Linked DNA regions of Homo sapiens: region 2 is linked to region 1. Evidence: chromatin loops called from intact Hi-C (ENCODE). Cell type or tissue: K562. All regions are shown on one strand. Links, peaks and the distances in the headings refer to the core of each region. The heading gives the core; the rest is flanking DNA.

Region 1 (4,386 bases), core at 164-4,163:
ACAAAATATTTTTGATGCTCTTTTTCTAAGAGCCTGGCTTGAAGAGATGATCTTCCTTTCTCTCTCTCCCTCCCTCCATTTCTCTCTTTCCCTCTCTCTCTCTCTCACACACACATGCGCACACACACAGCCTCTGCCTCATGTGCTTTTGCCACTCCTGAAGGAGGGTGATGTGTGGGCACACAAGGGCAACACCCAGCCTTGCACTGCGACACCAGTCTGCAGATCCACTCTTGGGAATGTGTTTTTGTTTCAAGCTGGGTTGATTCTCTCTGTTCATTTCCCTTCTGTGGCCCATCAGCTCCGTGTTTCCTGTCTCTCAGCTCTCCCTGTTTGCCTAAGACGCACAATTATGTCCTGGATTCCACACAGGGCACATTTATGGGGACTCATAGGCTGCCTGAGTCACGGAGGAGCCAGTCCCGTATGAAAATCAGGGCCCTCGACATCGGGCAGATATGCCAGGCTTTAGGGTGCTCAGCTTGCAGGCTCCTGGACCCCTCCGTCCCACCACTCTCTCCACCTTTTCCCATCCCCTCTGGGCCGGGGACACCTCCCAGGTGCTCTGGAGTCCTGGGCAGCACACTGGCCAAGGAGCTGTTCTGTGCACATTTCCTCGGGAGCCAGGATGACTGACCCTTGCTGTGGGCTTGCTCTATGTTCCGGAGGAAGCGAGATCAAATGTCCATGTTAGCTGTGGTCCCTTGGCAGAGGCTCTAATCAGCCCTGCATGGCTACTGCCAAGCAGGGAAAGGAAATGCGTCCCCAGCAGGGAGAGCCCTTTAAGCCATGGTCAGTCGTAAGCACAAGGCTGGAGTCAGGTCTTGCCTCTCCATAAGGAAATCTGTGCAGTGAGGGAGCTCCTCACCCCAGTTCCACTTGTGAGGAGGAAGGAGGGGATGAGAAAGGTGAGAACAGGAGTCCCAGGATGCCAGAGGGAAGAAGTATGGTCCCAAGGTTAAGAAGGAGCTATGGGTCAGGCCGCCCTGCCCAAATCCCCACCCTGCCATTGCTGGCTTCTCCTTCCTCAGTCTGCTCATCTGCAGAGTGGAGGTGATACCGGCACCCACCTCCCGGGCTCTTTCTGAGGGTTCCATGGAGAAGAGAGCCTGCCACGTGGTGAGCACTGAGTAAAAGGTAGCTATGATGACGATTGCCTTTTTCCCGATGTTTATCAAACCTGGGTACATGCATGGATCTCTCTGGAGGAAACCATTCCTCTTGAACCCTAGAGAATATCTCTGAAGCCCTCAGAGTTCAGTTTATGGAGTAATGATTAAGCAAAGGCCTTTATTGAGGAAGATCGTTTTCCCTGGTAAATGACCTCTGCGAAAGTTTTTGCCTCTAGAGCTGGCAGGATGTATTTTAGACTCGTTGAATAAAAACACAAAATTTCGTTCTCAGAAACTTGCAGGTCCTGAGGAATTTGCAAAGCTTCCTTAAACCTGGTTGGGGAGAGAAACGGGTTGGGGGAAAATGCTGGGCTGTAGGGCAGAGATTGGACAGGCATACTTGGGGGTCTGGCTTCTGGGTCTGCTGGGATTCACTGGACGTCCCCTGATGTGGTTCACAGGGCAGAGTACCCTCCTTCCAGCTCTCTGGGGCTGCTTCCTTGCAACCACCTGCTCCCTTCCATCCTCCCGAAGTTGTAACAAAGTAACCCCTGGGGAGACGGTGTTGCTGCCACCTGGTGGCCAGTTCTGCACACTGCAGGCTCCCCTGTCCTCGGGGACCCCAGGAGGCTGTACCTGTGACCCCGCAGAACCGCACGGGCTGGGTCGTTTTAGGGGCACTCATCACAGTGAATTGGGGATGGGTCCCTTCCCATGCGTGTCTGTGCTACCAGTGAGCTGGTGCAGGAGAGTCCCGTGCCCAGGGAGCCCCAGGCCGGCAGGCAGGTGGACCCTCCTCCCTCCTCCCTCCTCCCTCCTCCATCCAGGGTGCCCACCTCCAGGAGCTTCTGCCGTCCCCAAGTTGTCTCTCCCTGTCCTCAATCCCCCTGGTCGCTCCGCTCCAGGTACCCTCTTCGGGGCAGCCCAGATGCGCTGGAGTCTCCAAGACACCCCTCCTGGCCTCATCCTCCTGCCTGTCGGACACCACACACTCATCCTTGGTCTCTGTTTCCCTTTGATAAAACCCTTTCCTTTCCTTCCATCTTTCTCCAGAAGCAAAAGAGGGCAGGGTTCTGAATTGTGACTGCCTGTTCGGTGCCTGATGACATTGTCAACACCGAGGTCAACCCATGGAGAAAGATTCTGCTAAGGCCTGGGATGCTTAGCACTTGGTGGACTTGACCTTGTTTATTTCCTTACAAGGTGCCTGGGAAAGAGCATCTTTAGGGGCTTCACAGATGAAGAGCAGGGCCTCTAAGGGTCAAGTGAAGCTTAGTGGGCCCTGGAGCCAGGATCTTCCCAGCACTGTCTGCACGGCACTCAGGTGGGTCACAGCTGAAAGCGCACCGGGATGCTGGAGGCTGAATCCCTCGCAGGGCCGGTAAAATCCCAGACTGCTGCACCCACAGCCAGAGTTTCTGACTCAGCAGGTGTGGGGCGGAGGCTGCAGAGTTGGCCTGTCAACCTGGCTGCTGTTGCTGTCCCAGGATCCCACGCTGAGAACCGCTGATACAGGTTGCTGGATCTCACCTCTGGCTGGGGTTGGAGTCACCTGGGGAGACATGAACATGCAGAGGTCTGGGTCCCCACCTGGGGAGGCAATGCCGCCGTCAGTGGCGTGGTCAGGCACCAGGAATTTTAAAAGCTTGTCAGGAAATTCCAATGTGCAGCCAAGGTTGGGAATCACTAAGTAGCTCACCCCTTTCATCTGGGGGAAACTGAAGCCCCAGGAGAGAAACAGATACCCTTGGGTCACAGGCAGAGTCAGCCCTCTTGGGGCAGGGTCTTGGGTTGGTGCTGAGGCACCTTGGGCGTGGTTTGGGCAGGGGTGCACCTGTGTGCATGGCCATGCCAGGACCCTAAACGGACAGAGAGCAGGGCTCAGGGGTGGGGAGGTGGGGGCATCCAAGGAGTGTCCTGCTGTGTCCTCCAACTGCACCTTGCCCAGCCCCCGTCTCAGAATACACAAAAGGCAAAGGTCAAGGCCACGTTCCCCAGGTAGGATTCAGGCAGGACATCAAAGCCTGAGGCAAGTGAGCCTAAGATCCACTGTGTGGTCCCAGGTTGACCCTGACTTTGTCCACCACCTTGGCCAGGTTCTGTCCAGCGGCCTCAGGGTCCCCTTTGTTCCTGGGTTAGGCCATTCTTGCATTGTTATAAAGAAATGCCTGGGGCTGGGGAATTTACCAAGAAGGGAAGTTTAAATTGGCTCGCAGTTCTGCAGGCTTCACAGGAAGCATGATGCCGGCATCCGTTTGGCTTCTGGGGAGGCATTGGGAAGCTTTTACTCATGGCAGAAGGTGAAGGGGGAGCAGGAGTCTCACATAGTGAGAACAAGAGCCAGTTGAGGAGGTGCCAGACACTTATTTTTTTTTGATACAGAGTGCTGCTCTGTCACCTGGGCTGGAGTGTAGTGGCATGACCGTGGCTCACTGCAGCCTCCACCTCCTGGGCTCAAGTGAGTGATCCTTCCACCTCAGCCTCCCCAGTAGCTGGGACTACAGGCATGCACCACCATGCTTGGCTAATTTTTGTATTTTTGTATTTTTTTTTGGTGGAGACAGGGTTTTGCCATGTTGCCCAGGCTGTTCTCAAATTCCTGCGCTCAAGTAATCCACCTGTCTTGGCCTCCCAAGTGCTGGGATTACAGGAGTGAGCCACCGCACCTGGCTACCGCACACTGACAAACAACCAGATCTCGGGAGATCTCACTACCATGAGGACGGCACCAAACCATTCAGGAGGGATCCACCTCCATGACCAAACACCTCCCACCAGGCCCCACCTCCAACATTGGGGATTACATTTTAACATGGATTCTGGCAGGGACAGATACTTGACAACACCAGTTACCATGATGGCATGGAACCCCGGGAAGCCCACGGTGGAGAGAGTGGATGGGCTGCCCAATGTCAGGCTCGGAACACTCTCCCACCAGAGCTGGTGAGAGACCGGGGCCACCCAGACCCCACATGGAGCCTGCAGTGGGGTGTGGGCAGCAAGTTCTGCCTGACAGACGCCATGCCTGCCCCGCACTCTGGGCTGGTGCGGCACGGGCTTAGGTGGAGCGCGTGAGCCTTCTTCGTGGAAAGTTGCTGAGCTGGCCAAGCGAGGCTGGGTATTATCTAGTGAGTGATACTCCCATTAGCGAAAAAGAGGAAGAGCTTCCAAAAAGAATGAGATAAATGGCTCCATGCCAGAACGTTCCTCTCACCCTAAGTGTAAATATTGTAAATAAGCACACCGTGCAATCCATCCATCAATGCGAGTGAAT
Region 2 (4,386 bases), core at 203-4,202, 110 kb before region 1:
AGGGCAACCTGTCCCGCATCGTGTGCATTAACCCGCTCGGCATCTGGGAACAGGAGCACTGCTTGCAGATATGGACCAGCTCCTGCACTGTGGGGACCCCATGAGGGGAGCGAGTCTGTATCTGCTGATAAACACCTCCACCATCTTCACCGGGTCAGACAACTTCTTAGGGGATCAGACACAGGTGCAGAGAGAGCCTTGGTTTCTCTGGCTCTTCTCTCTCCATGGGACCACACCTGATCTTCCTCTGTCTCTTCCAGGCCTTCCTGGCTGCCAGAAGCTTAACACAAACAGCGCATCTTGGATCCAGTTCCTCGCAACGCCACAAAGTGTGGTCAGGAATGTCTTTTCAGTGGCTCTATTGTTACTAACGTTTACGACAAGTCAATGTCTCTCGATTTTTCTCTGGAAAACACACACACATACACACACACATTTTTTCTCTGGAACACACACACACACGCGCGCTTTGACTTACGGTTGGCACTACCATTTAAAATATTTTTATTTGTATGTTTAAAGTCTTTTCTAGCACCACCACCTTTCCCTGTATTTATATGTGCTGTTGCATTGCCCCATCATTGTTTAATATGTATCACCCTCTCTCTCCACCCCATAAATAGCAAATTCCTCAAGGACAGCGATGATGCCAGCTCCTCATTCTGCAACCCCTGTTGCACAAGGCTGTATAAACAGGAAATGTGAGTGCTTTGACGATTAATAATTTGGTCCATATGTTCCCTGAAACATTTACAACCCAGGAACACTGGAAATAAGTGACCAACTACAGGAAAAAACTTTGGTAAATTACCGTCCTTGAAAAAACATAACAGTTATTAAAAATGAGACTTGGGAATCTACAATAATGTGGGGAAACACTTATGCTACAATGTTACGTGAAAGGAGGATTAAAATATAAGTAGCCTATGATTCTAACTATATGCATATATTATTATTTTGCTATTTATTTAAACCCAGTCTTGTTCCAAAAGGAATTTAAGACAAATGGTACAAATATGTATATAGTCACAGACATCTGAAAAAATACTAAACAAAAAACCATGATTGTTCCCTTCCTTCCCAAGTAGCATGTGGGAAAAGTCAGTATCATTCTTTTAGGTGAGGTCTTGACTGTCCACAGCAATGAGAGGATTCTGGGCGTCCTTTGCCTCCCCTAGAGACCTGGACGTGAAGACAGGGTTTGAAATTCATTGTCTGCTGAGATGAGAAACCACAAACATCTCTACTCTGGGTTCTTGTGGTGAACAGGGCCTGTGCCCACATGTACATCACCAAGAACCTGTAGAGGAACCTGGCCCCTGCCCAACGATGCCCATGGATGCTGTACCAGAGAGAAGAGGCTCATAATGCCCCACACCCAGCGGGTTCGGCCAGGGCATCTAATTCTTGGCCAGGCCGCCTGGCAGCAAGTGTGGCCCCACTCCCGTTAGAGTGGAAGATAGCAGGAGACCTGCTGCAGGATCCTCTCCCAAGGCTACTTCTTCTTCCAGTCATATAGCTGGAGTGCAGTGACGTGCAGTGACGTGATCTTGGCTCACTGCAACCTTCACCTTCTGGGTTCAAGTGATTTTCCTGCCTCAGCCTCCTGAGTAGCTGGGATTACAGGTGGGTGCCACCATGCCCGGTTAATTTTTGTATTTTTAGTAGAGACGAGGTTTCACCATGTTGGTCAGGCTGGTCTTGAACTCCTGACCTCAGGTGATCTGCCCACCTCGGCCGCCCAAAGTGCTGGGATTACAGGCGTGAGCCACCTTGCCTGGCTTGGGGCTACTTCTTGAGTCTCTGGAGCTGCTCCCTCGTCAGCCTGTGAGTGATGAGGTTCAGATGCCCATTTTCCAGACACCCTCACTCAGCCCTCACATCTGGGCTAGAAGTAGGAAATTCAGTTCTAATTGAGAGTCTTGAAAATCGCAAGAGAATTTTCATTGTTGGAGGTTGGTTGGAGGTGGGAGGGCCTTTCCTGAATTTCCCTAGGTGGCCCAGCAGAGGGAGTGCAGCTCCCAAAGGCTGCCCCCTCTCCCCTTGCTTTGACATTGGGCTCAGATCAAATGAATTCAGCCTCAGCACTGACTGCATGCTGGTCAGCTCCCAGCATTGAGGATCTGGCTCAGTCTACCCTGGAGAGACATGCAAAATAGAAGGAATGAAACAGGCTCTCCCTAGTCCTCACCTGAACCCCGGGATTGAATATTTAGGAAGCTGCCTTACTCGGGGGGGGTCCTGCCTGTTATGTCTCCCCCTAATCACTCTATGCCTACCTCTGGAACACAGATGGTCTCCATGGTGTCAGTGATTGCTTTAAAGCTGATTTTCCTTAAAATAAATCCAGTGTTTTTCTCAAGAGGACGTTCTGTTCCTTACCAGGTGCAGCTCCTGATCAAAACCCTCTGCAGTGGGGCAGGAACTATGCTTATTCAGGGCTCCTTAGTGGCCTCTAATGAACACATCTTCCACAGTTTGCGACATTTGAAGGGGCCCAGAGGAAGGCGTTTTTATGCAATATTTTCTGCCCTATGCCCCATGACTCTTTAGGGGACATGAAGTATCAGGAATGAAGCTACCATGGGGGCTTAGAAGATGCAGAGGGACCACTGTCCCCACCAGGGGGCTACCATGTGCACCTATGACTGACTGTTCTCTGCACCATGCCAGAAAAGGCAACAGTGGCCTGGGCTCAGGGACCAGCACTTCAATCTAGTCTTAAGAGTCACATCCGCTTTTTTTTTTTTTTTTTGCCTTGGCCTGACCAATAGAAGCTGTCCCCCACCCCACCACCACCACACACACCCCAAAGAGAGTGAGGGGTTGGGGCCATGTGGGCCACAGGCCGTTGTGGCTGGAAATAGCTCTCCCAGACCACAGCAGCCTGAAGATGGGTCAGGGCTAAGGGCATTACAATATACATGGAGGAGGGCCAGGCTGCAGCGGGGGATAATTTGAAACTAAAGCACAGAAATGGGTCTGGGGGAGGGTCTGGGGGAGCCTGGCTAGCAGGTGAAGGAGTCCCGCACATTAGCAAGCCTTCTTGTTTCTGCCTTCAAGTTTGTGCTAGAATCCAACTGTTTCTCCCACTTCCATGGCGAGCGCCCCGCCCAGGCTGCACCCTCCCTTGTCTGGGTCACTGCAGCAGTGTCTGAACTTCTGCCTCTCTGCTTCCATGCTTGTTCTGCAGCAGCCAGAGGGATCCTTCTAAAACCCAAGTCAGCTCATGTCCTGCCTGTCCCCAAAGCCCTCCTGTGGCTCCCTGTAGTGGATTAATGTAATGTCCCTCTCAAATTCATGTCCACCGACATAGATTCTTTGCTTGACCAAACTTTAGCCAGGTCCCCGAACCATCTCCTAGGCCCCTCTGTACACTTTCTTGTAAAATCCAGTTTTAGCAAAGAACCATGCTGTGTCAGTTTAACAAAAGCCCCCTACACCTTGATATCTGACCACCTCAACTATGTCTGATGGAGTTCCTCACTCTCCATCATGCCCCAGCAATATCTGGTCACCCTGGCCTGCCTTGAGCAAGAATCCTATTAGGTGGGTTTAGCCAGAATCCCCCTTACCTCTAATGTTTCCTCTTAGCAGTTTTCCATCCATGGACCCCGCCCTGCTCTTTGGCTATAAATCCTCCCCTGCCTGGGCTGTGTTCAGAGTGGAGCCCAATCTCTTTCTCCCACTGCAAATCCTATTGCTGTGATCCCTGTGCCTATCTCAATGGTCCTCAGTGAACTCTTCCTTACTGTACTTTAACAAGTATCATGGAAGAGTTTTTTAACCCTACATAGAACCTCAGCATATGACTTTATTTGGACATAAGGGCATTATAGATGCAATTAGTTCATGATTGAGATACAAACACACTGGATTAGGGTGGGCCCAGAATCTAATAACTGGCATCTTTAGAAGACACAGATGCAGAGAGAAGGCCACGTGAAGAGGAAGGCTGAGCCTGGAGTGAGATGTCTACAAGCCCAGGAAGGCCAAGAGTTGCTGGAGCCACCAGAGCTGGCAGAGGCAGAGAAAGATTCTTCCCCAGGTCCACCTGGGGGGCATGGCCTTCCGGTACTTTAGTTTGGACCTCTGGCCTCCACAACAATGACAGTACATTGCTGTTATTTTAAGCCATCTGGTTTGTGGCAATTTGTTACAGTATTCGCAGGAAACTTATAAATCTCCAATTGACTTAGAGAAAAGCCCAAACCTTCCAAGGGCCTCAAGACCCCACACAGCACCCCGCTTCTCCTGCGGCTCTTGGAGTCACCTCTCATAACCCTCCCTGCTCAGCCCAACTTCTGTCCTACTGACCCCTCCCTTGCCTCTCAAGCCATCTGGACCCCCTCCCCATCAGGGCCTTTGGAGGGACAGCTCCTCAGC

The links. Hi-C counts contacts between places; a loop is a spot of excess contacts. Peaks named below come from ENCODE experiments on the same cell type or tissue, not always from the same donor. Only the 100,000 strongest peaks of a DNase experiment are listed, where the experiment ranks them.
Region 2: a loop joins it to region 1, with 12 times the contacts of the local background. A loop is called at or near these places in 11 of 110 quality-filtered maps.

Annotation. Positions count from the first base shown.
Region 1 is chr1:5,507,363-5,511,748 of GRCh38, reverse strand. No RefSeq gene overlaps it. Among named protein-coding and RNA genes, the nearest start is that of MIR4689, 350 kb to the left of the region's middle. In K562, for the core only: a CTCF peak has its summit at 1,694 (motif pointing left); a DNase peak (open chromatin) is centred at 1,668; H3K27me3 peaks cover 891 bases.
Region 2 is chr1:5,618,849-5,623,234 of GRCh38, reverse strand. No RefSeq gene overlaps it. Among named protein-coding and RNA genes, the nearest start is that of MIR4689, 240 kb to the left of the region's middle. In K562, for the core only: a CTCF peak has its summit at 2,010; a DNase peak (open chromatin) is centred at 2,034; H3K27me3 peaks cover 1,165 bases.